Regions from separate parts of the Homo sapiens genome. Here region 2 is linked to region 1. The links are chromatin loops, found by intact Hi-C in ENCODE. Cell type or tissue: GM12878. All regions are shown on one strand. Each heading gives the region's core, and the rest is flanking DNA. Links, peaks and the distances in the headings are about the cores only. Region 1 has its middle 97 kb from the start of PMAIP1. Region 2 has its middle 86 kb from the start of CCBE1.

Region 1 (8,339 bases), core at 70-8,069:
GCTACCTGGTATGGTTTGGCTGTGTCCCCACCGAAATCTCATCTTGAATTGTAGTCCACATAATCCCCATGTGGAAGGGACCTGGTGGGAGATAATTGAATATGGGGGTGTTTTCCCCCATGCTGTTCTCGTGATAGTGAATGAGTTCTCACGAGATCTGATGGTTTCATAAGCGTCTGGCATTTCCCCTGCTGGCACTCATTCTCTCTCCAGCTATCCTATGAAGAGGTGCCTTCCACCGTGACTGTACGTTTCTTGAGGCCTCCCCAGCCATGTGGAATTGTGAGTCCATTAAACCTCTTTTCTTTATAAATTACCCAGTCTGGGGTATTTCTTCATAGCAGCGTAGAATGGACTAACACACTACCATTAGGAAGAGGCCAGATGGCTATCAAGCCTAAGGCCTGATATCTTTGAGCTGCTGAAACAAAGCCAGCAATTGTCTACCTCATGATCATAAGTGCAAGGAAAGAAAATCATCACGTGTTTAAACCATCATTATTTGGGTTTTCTGTCACTTGGAGTCTACCTGATACATGGTCTGTCTCAGTGGAACTAGGATAAAACAAGTTTTTGATAAATGAGTCAGAGTGGAGATAGCAATGAGACAGAGACAGATTCAAGAGAGGACAGCCCTGGCACGGTGACTCACGCCTGTAATCCCAGCACTTTGGGAGCCCGATGTGAGCAGATCACCTGAGGTCAGGAGTTCGAGACCAGCCTAGCCAATATGGAGAAACCCTGTCTCTATTAAAAACACACAGATTAGCTGGGTGTGGTTGTGTGCATGCCTGCAATCCCAGCTACCGGGGAGGCTGAGGCAGGAGAATGGCTGGAACCTGGGAGGCAGAGGCTGCACTGCAGTGAGCCGAGATTGTGCCACTAAACTCCAGCCTGAGTGACAGATTGAGACTCCATCTCAAGAAAAAAAAAAAAAAAAAAAAAAAAAAAAAAAAGAATTGAGGACAAAAAAGATAAACTTAAGGTGAGAGTTTAGGAAGTCAGGGAGAAAATTGTCAATATGTTCCTCTCTGAGATGATGCATTATCTGCTCTGATATGCTAGTCCGATAGATAATAATTTCATAGAAATGTTATTTTCCATACAGGCTCAAAGAAGGCTACCAAAAGTTCGTGTTAGAATATGTGTGAGCCTCTTGCACAGTTTCTCAATGGGGTTGCTCTTAAAATTTTGGACATGACTTTTCTTTATATGGAGAAACTATTACACACATGTGAGATATTTATCAGACCAAGCCCCTGCTCATTAAATGTCTATAGTGCCTACCTGTGATTTTGACAAACAAAAATGTTTCTCACATGTCAAATGCCACCTGGGAGGGTGGCCATATGGCTGGTAAAGAACTGCTTTCTTAGAGCATCTAACACGGTGCCCTCAAGTGGATGTATTTGGTTAAACAGCTCCCATTGAGTGGTATGCTAGTAAGCTAGCTCTCTGAAAAAAAGCCCTGATTTGTAGCCTTTGCCAATTTCTATGTTGTAAATACTCCAAATGTGTCAATTTCATGCTGTCCATGGCTTAACCACTGGCTTGTGAAATTTAAAAATATTTAACAGTTGGCTCTTGAGGGCAGGTAGAGCTGGTTTCAGCACACCCATATGCTCATAGAAGTTCAGGGTTGGAAGGAACTTAGGGATTACATAGTACGCCTTGTTTTATAAAAGAAGTAACACTGAAGAAGGTTTACAGTCAGAAGTATGTATTTTGTTATGACCAATCAGTCTTTGTCTAAACAATGCCCCAACAAATTTTCCAGGGAGCCTAAAGTTATTAGTGGCTTAGCCACTAAATGACGATGGTTGTGGAAAGTGACTCAGGTCGCAGACCAGGCTGCAAATTCTTTTCAGGCACTTTGCCTTTGGGTTTATCTAATGTGTAGGTACACTTAATATGTATGCGTTACTTAGGTTAAACATACAAGCTGACATTTATTTGATGCTTCCCATGACCCAAAGGATTAAAGGGGAGAGAAGGAAATGTCCTACCTACAGAGCTTGCTCTATTGTGTCCCCTTGTTTGCAGTAGCTACTTAAGCCTTTGGCTGGAAAGGGGAGGAGAGGTTCTCCTTGGCAGCCTCCATTTCCATAAGATGCGAGATCGTCTTCTTTTGGTCATCTACAGAGTCCAAGTGGTTGCAGCAGTGACATCCCTTTGGAGCTTCTTCCTCCTACATAAAGATTCCCTAAGTGGAAGTGGAGGTCTTCCCTTTTTATGAGACTGGTTACTGCTATAACTGGTATTAGTTTCAGTTAGATGTGTCTGTTGTTCACCCTCTTGTCTCTCCTTCACTGTCACAGTCATCAAGCCAACACTTTCATGATTATATACAAAATTTTCAATTTTAGACCTGGGGCATGCAATCATTTAGACAATAGCCTACGCACTATCGATAGAAACCTTCATTGCTTGGTATGGCCCTGCAGGACTTTCATGGGATTATGTGTATCTATAGTGTCAGAGCCACAACTAGAAATCAGGTCTCCTGGTTTCCAGGCATTAATGAACTTGGCCAAGGTCAGAGAGCTAGTAAATAGTGGAGCCAGAATTCAAACTGTGGTCTACTTACCTACTATAGTACACAAGAGGAAAGGAAGTAGCTGCTGCCAGCTTTGGCTTAGGAAGAAGTTCTAGGTCATATTCCAGCATGCAAGTGACAGAAGCCATTGTCCTAAATCCAGCATCCCATTAGATTGCCTCTGATAAATTGGACTATTAGAGCTATGCCTAATTAGCCTTTTGCAAGAAATGTCCATGATAGCGACGTGGTAACATCATGGACCTCCTCACTACAATTTCAGTCACCTGAAGCAGGGATAGATAACCCATTCTGGGGGCCTGCAGGGCTGCCAATAGCTTTGGAATTAGGTACACTTGGGTTCAAATCCAACTCAACAACTTACTAGATGGGTGTCTTGGGGAAGTTTTATTTTCTTTAAACTTTTGAGTCCCCTCACTGTTTCTGGGCTCTACTAGCTTCCTATGTCATTGTACTTAATATGGATTTTTATTACCTATTTTCATGTCTTCCCCACTAGTCTATGAGTTCCTTAGTGGCATTTTTGGTTGTTAATGTTAGTGTTCCTAGTGATGATTACACTGTTTGTTATGTAATAGGAGCTTAATGAATTTTGGATAAATCACTGAACAGTGAAAGATGGTATGTCTGAGCTTTGACTATATTGGGGAAAGCTTGTCCTATGACTTGGGATATGATTGGGAATATTTTCTTTCTGTAAGTAAAAATGTCCTGAACTTCCTAAGATTTTTCACTATTCAAAATGTTTCGTTGCTGTACAGGTAATGGGGATGCTTTAGGACAAATCAATCCTTGCTTTATCATCTTTTAGACGTATGAGAACCCCGAGAGAACAGGCTAGGCTGGATTTGGCCACTAGGTGGAACGCTTAACCTAATGTCAACACCTGTTGAAACCAGCTGGATTTATTTCCAAACCCTTTATGGATATGAATCTTATGTACAAATGGAAGTTTCTAACATTCTAGAGCTGTCATTTCTCATGTCCAAGAAGACCAGACCTAGGATTTATTTTGTCTCTTCAATATATTGTGAACCTTCAGAATGTAACTAAGCTGCCTCCTATTTAGAAAGCAAAGGCAGAGGTAGAGAATTATTCTTCTTGTCTTTGGTTGATGTTAAGAGAAGAACTCCATGGGCACCGCCCTATAAATCATATGGAAAAGTGAGGGATAATTTCAAAAATAGATATCAGTTTAGTAAAATTTAAATCAGCCTATAATTTAAACAAACTTGAAACAAGTTCTGATGAAGTGATACCCATTTTTTTTCCACCTTGCAATCATTTAAGTATTGTTTCCTATTATAAAATGTCCATTGCCAGAATTACAGTTTTATAATTTAATATAGTACTTTTGTGATATTTGAGAGAATCTTATTTTTGGAAAAGTTGTTTATGGAAAATGTAAACTGAAAACAAAGAAAAGGAAGAGAGTAAAAAACATCAAGGGCTAAAAGGAAGAACAAAGAACAGAAAACCTAAGACCCACGTTGAAAGTGATATTCTAGGAGTATTTGAAGTATGTTACAACTCTATATGACTTTAGTTAGGTTAAGGATGAAGGGAACACTTTCTTCTTCTGTTGGTTAGTTGTACTTTGGCAACTTGTTTTTAGAATTCAGAATTTTCATCTTAGTTTAATAAGAAACTGCTCAAACTTTGTAAGACAAATACACAAAGTCTACACTTGTAATACAGGCTAATTACAAAGAAACCTCTGTTACTATTTTTATTTATTTTATTTTTTTAAAATTTTACTTTAAGTTCTGGGATACATGCAGAACTTGCAGGTTTGTTACGTAGGTATACACGTGCCATGGTGGTTTGCTGCACCTATGACCTGTCCTCTAAGTTTCCTCCCTTCGTCCCCCATCCCCCAACAGGCCCCAGTGTGTGATGTTCCCCTCCCTGTGTCCATGTGTTCCCATTGCTCAACTCCCACTTATGAGTGAGAACATGCGGTGTTTGTTTTTCTGTTCCTGTGTTCGTTTGCTGATGATGATGGCTTCCAACTTCATCCTTGTCCCTGCAAAGATGTGATCTCATTCCTTTTTATGGCTGTGTAGTATTCCATATGTCTGTGTACCACATTTTCCTTATCCAGTCTATCACTGATGGGCATTTGGGTTGGTTCCATGACTTTGATATTGTGAATAGTGCTGCAATAAACATATGTGTGCATGTGTCTTTATAACAGAACTATTTATATTCCTTTGAGTATATACCCAGTAATGGGATTGCTGGGTCAAATGGGACTTCTGGTTCTAGATCCTTGAGGAATCACCATACTGTCTTCCACAATGGTTGAACTAATGTACATTCCCACCAACAGTGTAAAAGCATTCCTATTTCTCCATAGCCTTGCCAGCATCTATTTTTTCCTGACTTTTTAATAGTTGCCATTCTGACTGGCATGAGATGGTATCTCATTGTGGTATTGATTTGCATTTCTTTAATGATCAGTGATGTTGAGTTTTTTTCATATGTTTGTTGGCCACGTAAATGTCTTCTTTTGAGAAGTGTCTGTTCATATCCTTTGTTCGCTTTTTGGTGGGGTTGCTTTTTTCCTGTAAATTTGTTCCTTGTGAATTCTGGATGTTAGACCTTTGTCAGATGGGTAGGTTGCAAACATTTTCTCCCATTCTGTAGGTTGCCTGTTCACTCTGATGCTAGTTTCTTTTGCTGTGCAGATGCTCTTTAATTAGATCTCATTTGTCAATTTTGGCTTTTGTTGCAATTGCTTTTGGCGTTTTCGTCATAAGATCTTTGCATTTGCCTATGTCCTGAATGGTATTGCCTAGGTTTTCTTCTAGGGTTTTTATGGTTTTGGGTTTTACATTTAAGTCTTCAATTCATCTTGAGTTAATTTTTGTATAAGGTGTCGGGAAGGGGTCCAGTTTCAGTTTTCTGCATATGGCTAGCCAGTTTTACCAGCACTATTTATTGAATAGGAGATCCTTTACCCATTGCTTGTTTTTGTCAGGTTTGTTGAAGATCAGATGATTGTAGATGTATGGTGTTATTTCTGAGGTCTCTGTTCTGTTCAATTGGTCTATTTGTCTGTTTTGGTACCAGTACCATGCTGTTTTGTCTTGTAGTATAGTTTGAAGTCAGATAGCATGATGCCTGCAGCTTTGCTCATTTTGCTTAGAATTGTTTTGGCCATGTGGGGCCTTCTTTGATTCCATATGAAATTTAAAGTGGTTTTTTCTAATTCTGTGAAGAATGTCAGTGGTAGTTTAATGGGAATAGCATTGAATCTATAAATTACTTTGGGCAGTATGACCATTTTCATGATATCAATTCTTCCTATCCATGAGGATGGAATGTTTTTCCATTTGTTTGTGTCCTCTCTTATTTCCTTAAGCAGTGGTTTGTAGTTCTTCTTGAAGAAGTCTTTCGCATCCCTTGTTAGATGTATTTCTAGATATTTTATTCTTTTTGTAGAGATTGTGAATCAGAGTTCATTCATGATTTGGCTCTCTGCTTGTCTATTGTGGGTGTATAGGAATGCTTGTGATTTTTGCACATTGATTTTGTATCCTGAGAGTTTGCTGAAGTTGCTTATCAATTTAAGGGTTTTGTGGGCTGAGATGATGGGGTTTTCTGAATATAAAATCATGTTCATCTGCAAACAGAGACAATTTGACTTCCTCTCTTTCTATTTGATTATGTTTTATTTATTTCTCTTGGCTAATTGCTCTGGCCAGAACTTCCAATACTATGTCGAATAGGAGTGGTAAGAGAGGGCATCCTTGTCTTGTACCAGTTTTCAGAGTGAATGCTTTGAGTTTTTGCCCATTCAATATGATATTGGCTGTTGGTTTGTCATAAATAGCTCTTATTATTTTGAGATATGTTCCATCAGCACCTAGTTTATTGAGTTTTTAACATGAAGGGATGTTGAATTTTATCAAAGGCCTTTTCTGCATCTATTGAGATAGTCATGTGGTTTTTGTATTGGTTCTGTTTATGTGATGGATTATGTTTATTGATTTGCATATGTTGAATCAGCCTTGCATCCCCGGGATGAAGCCGACTTGATTGTGGTGGATAAGTTTTTTGATGTGCTGCTGGATTTGGTTTGCCAGTATTTTATTGAGGATTTTCACATCGATGTTCATCAGGGATATTGACCTGAAATTTTCTTTTTCGTGTGTGTGTCTCTTCCCAGTTTTGGTATCAGGATGATGCTTGTTTCGTAAAATAAGTTAGGGATGAGTCCCTCCTTTTCAGTTGTTTGGAATAGTTTCAGAAGGAATGGTACTGGCTCCTCTTTGTACCTCTGGTAGAATTTGGCTGTGAATCTGTTTGGTCCTGGGCTTATTTTTTGGTTGGTAGGCTATTAATTACTGCCTCAGTTTCACAACTAGTTATTGATCTATTCAGGAATTCAGCTTCTTCCTGGTTTAGTCTTGGGAGGGTGTATGTGTCCAGGAATTTCTCCCTTTCTTCTAGATTTTCTAGTTTATTTGCAAAGAGATGTTTATAGTATTTCTGATGGTAGTTTGCATTTCTGTAGGGTCAGTGGTGATATCCCCTTTATCATTTTTTCATTGTGTCTATTTGATTCTTCTCTCTTTTCTTCTTTATTAGTCTAGCTAGCAGTCTATCTATTTTTTCAAAAAACCAGCTCGTGGATTCATTTATTTTTTGTGGAGTGTTTGTTGTGTCTCTATCTCCTTCAATTCTGCTCTGATCTTAGTTATTTCTGTCTTCTGCTAGCTTTTGGATTAGTTTGTCCTTACCTCTCTGGCTCTTTCTTTTTTTTAAGTGGAATCTTGCTCTGTAGCCCAGGCTGGAGTGCAGTGGCATGATCTTGGCTCACTGCAACCTCTGCCTCCTGGGTTCAAGCAATTATCCTGCCTCAGCCTCCTGAGTATCTGGGATTACATGCACCCTCCACCACGCCTGGCTAATTTTTGTATTTTTAGTTGAAACAGGGTTTCACCATATTGAGCAGGCTGGTCTCAAACTCCTGACCTCAGGTGATCCACCTGCCTCAGCCTCCCAAAGCACTGGGATTACAGGCATGAGCCACCATGCCCGCCCCTCTAGTTCTTTTAATTGTGATGTTAGGGTGTTGATTTGAGATCTTTCTAGCTTTCCAATGTGGGCATTTAGTGCTATAAATTTCCCTCTTAACACTGCTTTAGCTGTGTCCCAGAGATTCTAGTATGTTGTCTCTTTGTTCTCATTGGTTTCAAAGAACTTTTTGATTTCTGCCTTTGTTTCCTTATTTATCCAGGAGTCATTCAGGAGTAGATTGTTCAATTTCCATGTAGTTGCATGGTTTTGAGTGGGTTTCTTAATCCTGAGTTCTATTTTGATTGCACTGTTGTCTGAGAGACTGTTATGATTTCAGTTGTTTTGCGTTTGCTGAGGAGTGTTATACTTCCAATTATGCAGTCGATTTTAGAATAAGTGCCATGTGGCACTGAAAAGAATGTACATTCTGTTGATTTGGGGTGGAGAGTTCTGTAGATGTCTATTAGGTCCACTTGAACCAGAGCTGAGTTCTAGTCCTGAATATCATTGTTAATTTCCTGTCTGGATGATGTGTCTAATATTGACAGTCAGGTGTTAAAGTTTCCCACTATTGTGTGGGAGTCTAAGTCTCTTTGTAGGTCTCTAAGAACTTGTTTTATGAATCTGGGTGCTCCCGTGTTGGGTGCAGATATATTTAGAATAGTTAGCTCTTCTTGTTTAATTGTTCCCTTTACCATTATGTAATGCCCTTCTTTGTCTTTTTTGGTCTTTGTTGGTGTAAAGTCTGTCTTGT
Region 2 (8,339 bases), core at 130-8,129, 210 kb before region 1:
TCCTCACATGAGTTATTGAAGCAAAATAACTCAATTTTACAGGATGCAAACAAAAATAAAAGCTGTTTCTGCTTATTAATTTTATTCTTCTGGAAAAAAATAAGTAATGCTGCTGTAATAAAATTGCTTTTAATCTCTTAACAAGCCTAACCTTGATTCAAGCAGTGAATGCCTACAAACATAATAAATTTAAAAAGCTAGTATTTTTATATCATAAAACAGTACCATTTAGAGCTTATCAGCCATGTATTGTTATCCAGCAAAAATAAGAAGCCCTATGGAGAATTAAATTATCTTCATACCTACAAAAATGCTGGAGGGCTATTTCTGTGAAGACGGTCGGAGTTTGCTGACTATAATTATGACACATAGTCCAAAGAATGCAGTAACCTCCTTATCATGTTAACAAATTGTTCTCTTTTGAAGGTCTATGGTTGACTAATTGAACAATAATTCAAATAGAATGTTCCAGAAAAAAAAAAAAAAAGTGGGTTCCCTGTTTGGAGATTGGCTGGCCCTGAACATCCCTTGCTAATGGCCTCTACTCAGCCTGACTTTGTGTCCTCTTCTTTTAGAGGCTTTGCATTCTGCACCCAGGTGCACAAACAGTGGGTTGAAAACAACCTTGGGTTGAATGTTTTGTTTGGGAATTATTTGGCCAGGTCCTTTTGAACAGTAGTGTCCCAGTCAAATGCTAAATAATAATATATGCAAAAATGAGCTTAAAAAAAACCTGTAATGCCCTTTCAGAATTCTAACTACTTTGTAACTGCATGACTTAACCTGGTAATAAAAGCAGTTATTAAAAGTCTACCTTACAAAAAAAATCTTCTCATCTCTGTAAATCAACAGGGATGGAAAACAAACCTATACTGCCACCCAAAAGACAAAAGAATTTAGAGTTTAGTAAAAGCGGCATTTTAAATGGGGAAAAGGTACATTATTGAATGAATGATGTCAGAACAATTCAGCACATGAGAAATAAAGTGACAACACTACAAATTCCAGACTGATCAAATATTTAAGTTGAAAAGCTTATCCAAGAAAGTACTCCAATAAACTACACAATAGTTTTGTTTTACAACCTCAGAAAAGGAAAGTCCTTTCTAAGCATAACAGGAAAACCTAAACTATAACAACATTTTGTGGCCAGGTGCGGTGGCTCACGCCTGTAATCCCAGCACTTTGGGAGGCTGAGGCTGGTGGATCATGAGGTCAAGAGATCAAGAACATCCTGGCCAACATGCTGAAACCCTGTCTCTACGAAAAATACAAAAAAAATTATCTGGGCGTAGTGGTTCACGCCTGTAGTCCCTGCTACTTGGGAGACTGAGGCAGGAGAATGGCTTGAACGGGGAGGCAGAGGATGCAGTGAGCCGAGATCTCACCACTGCACTTCAGCCTGGCGACAGAGTGAGACTCCATCTCAAAAAAAAAAAGAACATTAAAAGAACATTTTGCATGGCAAAAACCATCATAAGCAGCAAAGTTGAAAGACAAACGATACACTGGAAAACAATATTTGTAACTCTTATCTCAGACAAAATGTAAACTAACCTAATATATAAAGAGCTCCTACCAACCAATTAGAAAAAAACAACATCATAGAAAATTGGGTAAAGTATAAGGAGACAATTCACAGAGAACAAATCAGATGAAAAATTACTCAATATCACCCATAATAAGAGAATGCAAAATAAAAATAAAATAAATTATGTTTTGCCTTGTTTTATCCATCAAATTATCAGTAACAAAAAGACCGGCAGGGTGTGGTGGCTCACACCTGTAATCCCAGCACTTTGGGATGCTGAGAAGGGTGGATCTCTTGAGGTCAGGAGTTTAAGACTAGCCTGGACAACATGGTGGAACCCCTTCTCTACTAAAAATACAAAATTAGCCAGGCACGGTAATGCACACCTGTAATCCCAGCTACTCAGGAGGCTGAGGCAGGAGAATCACTTGAACCCAGGAGGCGAAGGTTGCAGTGAGCTGAGATCGCACCATTGCACTCCAGCCTGGGCGACAAGAGTGAAACTCTGCCTCAAAAAAAAAAAAAAAAAAAAAAAAAAGACTGATAATATAGTTTGTTGGTATATGAGAAAACTGCACTCTTGCACATTACTCATTGAAATGCAAATTGATTGAATTTGTAATTGTAATTAAAATATTTCTTTATATTGCATTTTAAAGCTTGCTTTTTTGGCTGGGTGCAGTGGTTCACATCTGTAATCCCAATACTTTGGGAGGCCAAGGCAGGTGGATCACTTGAGGTCAGGAGTTCAAAACTAGCCTGGCCCATATGGTGAAACCCCATCTCTACTAAAAATACAAAAATTAGCCAGGTGTTGTGGTGGTCGCCTGTAATCCCAGCTACTTGGGAGGCTGAGACAGGAGAGTTGCTTGAACTGGGGCGGCGAAGGTTGCAGTGAGCCAAGATCGTGCCACTGCACTCCAGCCTGGGTGAGAGGGTGAGACTCCATCTCAAAAAATAAAAAAAAATAAAGCTCGCTTTTTAGGTAATGTCTCAATATTCAAGCATTTGGTTTACCATTGACCCTTGAATAATAACAGGTTTGAGCTGCAAGGATCCACTTACACACAGATTTTTCCCCCACCTCTGCCACCCCTGAGACCAACGCCTCCTCTTCTTGCTCCTCAATTTTCTTAACATTTTTTCTCTAGCTTACTTTATTGTAATAATCTAGTATATAATACACATAAAAATATGTGTTAATTGACCGTTATATTATCAGTAAGGCTTCCCGTCAAAAGTAGGCTATTACTAGTTAAGTTTTTGGTGAACCAAAATCTATACCTGAATTTTTGACTGCATGGGGGGTTGGCATCCCTAACACCCCACTCTGTTCAAGGGTCAACTGTATTTATATTTATATTTAATTTTTTTATGTAAAGAAAGGGTCTCACTCTGTCACCCAGGCTGGAGCACAGTGGTGTGATCATGGCTCACTGCAGCCTCAACTTCCTGGGCTCAAGCGATCCTCCCATCTCAGCCTCTTGAGTAGCTGGGACTATGGGCATGAGGCACTATGCCCAGCCTGTATTTATATTGCAAAGTATAAATAAATAGGAAATTTTACTAATTTTTCCCTAGCTGAGTACACTTAATGAATTCTTCAATTTTGAATCATCACCATCACTTGGCGAGAGCATACAACTAATTTCATGTTCATAACCTTTTGAATGAGAAATTGATCTCTTGAAAAATGAATTTATACTAGCCTTAGTGGTCTCACACACCAGTGTGTCTTATTTTTCTCCTATTAGGCCTGCCCTCTACTCCCCTCACCATCACACACACATAACAGAAACCTGAATCTTCAGATATCTTTAACCCATCAATGGCCACGTCACATCTCCACAGGAACCTCACTAGATTCTCCAGATCTCACCTTAGACTCTATCCAGAAATCAAGGTGGTGCTTTTTGTTGTTTTTTTGTTTTTTTTATTTTGTCTTTGGATCGTTAGGGGTATCAAGAGCCTTTAGCTCAAAGCTGGTCCCAGCTGGTCCACTAGATGTCACTGTCTTGTAAATTAATAGTGCTTTACCTACAAACTCCATCCCTGACATGGCACTGAAGGGACACCAGGCTAGTTCCAAAGAGCAAGTATTAGTCCGTGTTACGCACACGTCCACTCTTAGGGGAGGGACAGGAAGAGGCAGGCTGTCAGAAGTCTGGCAGGAAGGGAGGGCTCTGAACATTGAAAGAATGCTGGGGATGGGAATCTGAGTTGATCATGCAGTGTGTGGTGAAATGTATCTGAATGAAGAAGGGAGTGAGACAGGCGAAGACCCTGAACGAAGAGCATGCCAGGAAGAGGAACAGCAGGTGCAAAGACCCAGAGGCTGAGTGAGCCAGAGTCCGGTCGGGAGGAGGCTAAAAAGACAGGCCTCACGGGGACTTGCAGGGCTTGGTAAAGTGTGCCCATTTCATTCTGAATGAAATGGGAAAACATTGGAAGAATCTGTGATTTTTGGCTTTTCACGGAAAAGCCCTCAAAATCTACCTAGATGTAATCATGAGGAAACACCAGACAAACCCAAACTGAGGAACTTTCAATCAATTTTACAAATTGATAATTTGTAAATTATCAATGTCATAAAAGATAAAGAGAGGCTGGGAAACCATTTGAGAGTAGAGGAGATTAAATGACAACTAGATGCAAACTGTGGCTCTCGACTGGATTCTGGAGGGAAGGAAAAACAATGCTCTGATGGGCATTATGGGGACAGTGGATAATATTCGAACATGAATTATAGATTAGATAACATAATGAAATTAATATTAAATTTCCTGGCTGGGCACGGTGGCTCACACCTGTAATCCCAGCTCTTTGGGAAGCTGAGGCAGGCAGATCACCTGAGGTCAGGAGTTCAAGACCAGCCTGGTCAACATGGTGAAACCCCATCTCTACTAAAAATACAAAAATTAGCCAAGTGTGGTAGCGGGTGCCTGTAATAACAGCTACTCGGGAGGCTGAGGCAGGAGAATTGCCTAAACCTGGGAGGTGGAGGTTGCAGTGAGCCGAGATCATGCCATTAAACTCCAGCCTGGGCAACCAAGAGTGAAACTCTGTCTCAAAAAAAAAAAAAAAATTAAATTAAATTTCCTGAAGTTGATAACTGTGCTATGGTTATATAAGAGAATATATCTTATTTTTAGAATACCCACAATGAAGTTTTAAAGGGGAAAGTGGATGGTTTGAGGTTTGAATACACTGGTAGATGGCAGGAAACCTGCAAACTGCCATCCTCAGAAGCGGAGTCTGTAGGTTAAGTATATGCATTTGACCATTCAGCCACCCCTACCCCCAAAGGGGAAAAGGACCTCAGTAAGGAGGTCACAAATCTAAAATCGTGATCCTTACAGCACTCATTTTTACAGCATTTCTGTTAATATTTGTGCTAATTTTTTTCATCCCCAAAGCAGTTTCTGTTGTTTCTGTATCTCTAGAAAACTTTCAAAAGAATATTCAACTATCCACTTGCAAAGACTTAGATAGCTGCTTCTTATCTCAGGGGATGACAGTCACCCTTTGATAATGTGATTTTTAAAAACCTTTGCTCAAATACGGTCACAGTCTCAAATTTCCTCACAACTGACCTTCCCAAACAGCACTGGCTTTCATGCAAGAAAACCATCCTTAACATGTAATCCTTGTGCTTAAAATGCCAACTCAAAAATGTGACAAGAGATTAAGCTCTGAGTAAACAGTGGGAATAAATCGCACTAGTTTGGAGCACACATTTTGTCTGTTTATTAATATGAATGTTGGGAGTTATGGGAAATATAACAAGTGACAAAGATGGTTTGGGCCGAAATGGCCATTCTTCACCACCCATTAGTCAACAAGCATTTTTATGAACACCTATTATAGGCAAGATGTTGTGCTAAGTGCTGTGAATATAAAAATAAACATGATATCTACTTCCAAGTTTGCACCTTTATACTAGAGGACCTTGGCAAGTTTCAGGGAAGCTCAAAAAAGAGAATGATATTCAATTTTATTTTATTTAAAAGTTTAATTATTGCCGGGCACGGTGGCTCACACCTGTAATCGCAGCACTTTGGGAGGCCAAGGCAGGCAGATCACCTGAGGGCGGGAGTTCGAGACCAGCCTGACCAACATGGAGAAACCCTGGCTCTACTAAAAATACAAAATCAACTGGGTGTGGTGGCAGGCACCTGTAATCCTAGCTACTCAGGAGGCTGAGGCAGGAGAATCGCTTGAACCTGGGAGGCAGAGGTTGCAGTGAGCTGAGATCGAGCCATTGCACTTCCGCCTGGGCAACAAGAGCAAAACTCCTTCTCAAAAAAAAAAAAGTTTAATTAGTCAGGCATGGTGGCATGTGTAGTTCCAGCTACTTGGGAGACTGAGGCAGGAAGATCGCTTGAGCCCAGGAGGTTGAGGCTGCAGTGAGCCAAGACTGTACCACTGCACTCCAGGCCTGGGTGATAAAACAATGCCTTGTCTCGAAAAAAAAAAAGAAAAAGTTTAACATTTTGTGGGGCATGTCTGATAGTACCTTCAAGGAAACAGAAACTCTTGTTGACCGTGGGATGAGATGCACAGGCTGATAACTTTCCAAATGAAACAACAACAGCAGTAACAACAAAGTAGGCATAGTCCTTGCATTTTAGAAATTTTATGAAAAATTAAAGCAAATCCAGAAAAATTATGGTAGTGCAAAAGGGATTCTTATTAAGAGAAGTCTAGAGAAATTGAGGTTATATTGCCTAGAGAGGGCAATAATTAATTATGGCCTTAAAGTGTATAAAAGAATGCTTCATGAGAAGAGTTATTGCTTAGTTTCTCTCCAGCTTCACTGAGATATAACAGAAGAAATTAGTTAAAATTTTAAAGAAGACTTTTTAATTAACCAGTTGGATCTCTTGATCTTGGAAAATCAAACCCAGAAATGAGCCACCACAGGTTTCTGAGATTTCTGTTTCTAGAGCGTCTTCAAAAGAGTACACAACTATCTCCTCCTAAAGCCTTGGAGATCTGCTTCTCACCTGAGTAGATGGCAACCACCATTGCTGCTGCTGATGAAATGGCAATAGAAGCCCATTACCCAGCCCAGTGTTCCCACCAGGGCTCCTGTAGTACCTGAGATTCTCACATTAGCCAGTCCTTTCAGATTAAGGCATTCAAGGTATCAATTAAAATGTAAATGTATCTGATGAGGTGACACATTCCACTATTATGAGCCATGAACACCTCATCTCGTTATCAAATGGGTAAGTCACCTATCAGTGACCCCTAGTTAATAAGAGACAAAACAAGCGCCTTTTGATGGTAGAGAAGAAGTTGGGAAAATCCTGGGACTTGAGAAAATCTGAATTTAGATGGTAGTGAAGGAACTAAAGAAACTTCGAGTTTTTCTGGGGAGGAAAGGTCGAGGTGGGTTGCCACTGTTAGTGGCCTCACCTAGGGATCCAGGTGACAGAGCACTGAGCATTTGGGCTTGGCTTCTTGCATCATGTACTTTCTGTTCTTCTCTCCTTCCCTCCCCTGCCTCCCCTCCACTCCCCTTCCTTGTGCAATTATTTCTGGAATTATCACCAGGCACTTCGCTAAGTGCTAAAGGCACCGTCCTAGGTTCTGCACAGGCCTTGAACACATTTTAGCTCCATTGAGTTTCCCAAAGGAGAATGCTGTTATTCGTGTACTGCACAGAATTAAGTTGATTCCCTCACCTCTTTTTGTTCATGAGGACTGTCAGTCCTAGACCAAAGAGCACGTTTCAGGAAAAGCCTTCATTCCCAAGCCTCATCTCCACCAGCAGCAGCAGCAGCAACATAGACAGCCAGCAGCCCTGAGGCCTGTGGGCCTTAGAAACCAAACCCATGTGATCCTTGCCAGGCCAACACTTACCCTGCAATTCATGTTCACTTTGTCTGATTCACTCTGTCATATTTTATTTTTTAGCCCAAAGAGTCTGTTGGTTCTTTCCATTAAGATGGGATTTGTGAACCTTTCTGTTGTTTCCTGAGGACGTGGTGCGCAGTTAATTTGTGGAGCTGCGTACTGACTGTTGCTGCCTCCTCTGTAACCTCTTCATTTAAAAAAAAAAACAAAAACAAGCCTGGGCAACGTGGTGAAACCCCGTTCCATAAAGAAATGCAAAAACTAACAAACAAACCAACAAACAAAACAAAAATTAGCCAAGCATGGTGGCTTGCACCTGTAGTCCCAACTACTTGGGAGGCTGAAGTGGGAGGACTGATTGAGCTTGGGAAATCAAGGCTGCAGTGAGCAGAGATCGCATCACTGCACTCCAGCCTGGGTGACAGAGAGACACCTGGCTCAAAAATAAGGAAATAAAATAAATAAAAACCAAAAGTTACCTGTAGGTATGTTTAACTTAGAAAGCTCAATTCACTTAGCCATTCAATTTGTATTTTTTCTAAAGTTTAATGACATAGCATTGTACTTAAAATATTAAAATCACTTTAGTAAGTATTAGAAACAACAGTTTAAATGTATATAGCAAAATATAAAGGATTAGACAGAAATATTTACAATTGGGAAATTTTCCTCTCCAATCCCTAATTGCTATAATTTGTTCACACCACAGACTTTTACTGAATGACTACTTTGCGCAGGCTTGGTGCTAGGTATTCAGCATATACGGCAAACAAAATTACTGCCAAGTACAGCTCTCCTTTTCTCCACCCACAGTCTTCACCGAGTGTGAATAAAACCAGACCCTGGAGAAAAATGGGTTGTATTTTAAAGATTCCGTTTTAAAGTTTTATATGGGACACCCACAACCTAATTTCCCCTAGGAAGAGTGCTATCAGGGGCAGTCAGA

What was found. A loop is a pair of places that touch in the nucleus more often than their neighbours do. Peaks named below come from ENCODE experiments on the same cell type or tissue, not always from the same donor. Only the 100,000 strongest peaks of a DNase experiment are listed, where the experiment ranks them.
Region 2: it touches region 1 in a loop (8-fold over the local background); 4 of 110 quality-filtered maps call a loop at or near these places.

Annotation. Positions count from the first base shown.
Region 1 is chr18:59,993,153-60,001,491 of GRCh38, forward strand. No RefSeq gene overlaps it. Among named protein-coding and RNA genes, the nearest start is that of PMAIP1, 97 kb to the left of the region's middle. In GM12878, for the core only: CTCF peaks have their summits at 1,402 (motif pointing left) and 3,409 (motif pointing right); no DNase peak of the experiment used is centred there.
Region 2 is chr18:59,779,726-59,788,064 of GRCh38, forward strand. It overlaps the pseudogene GLUD1P4. Among named protein-coding and RNA genes, the nearest start is that of CCBE1, 86 kb to the left of the region's middle. RefSeq lists an enhancer at 3,427-3,486. In GM12878, for the core only: a CTCF peak has its summit at 3,529 (motif pointing right); a DNase peak (open chromatin) is centred at 3,566.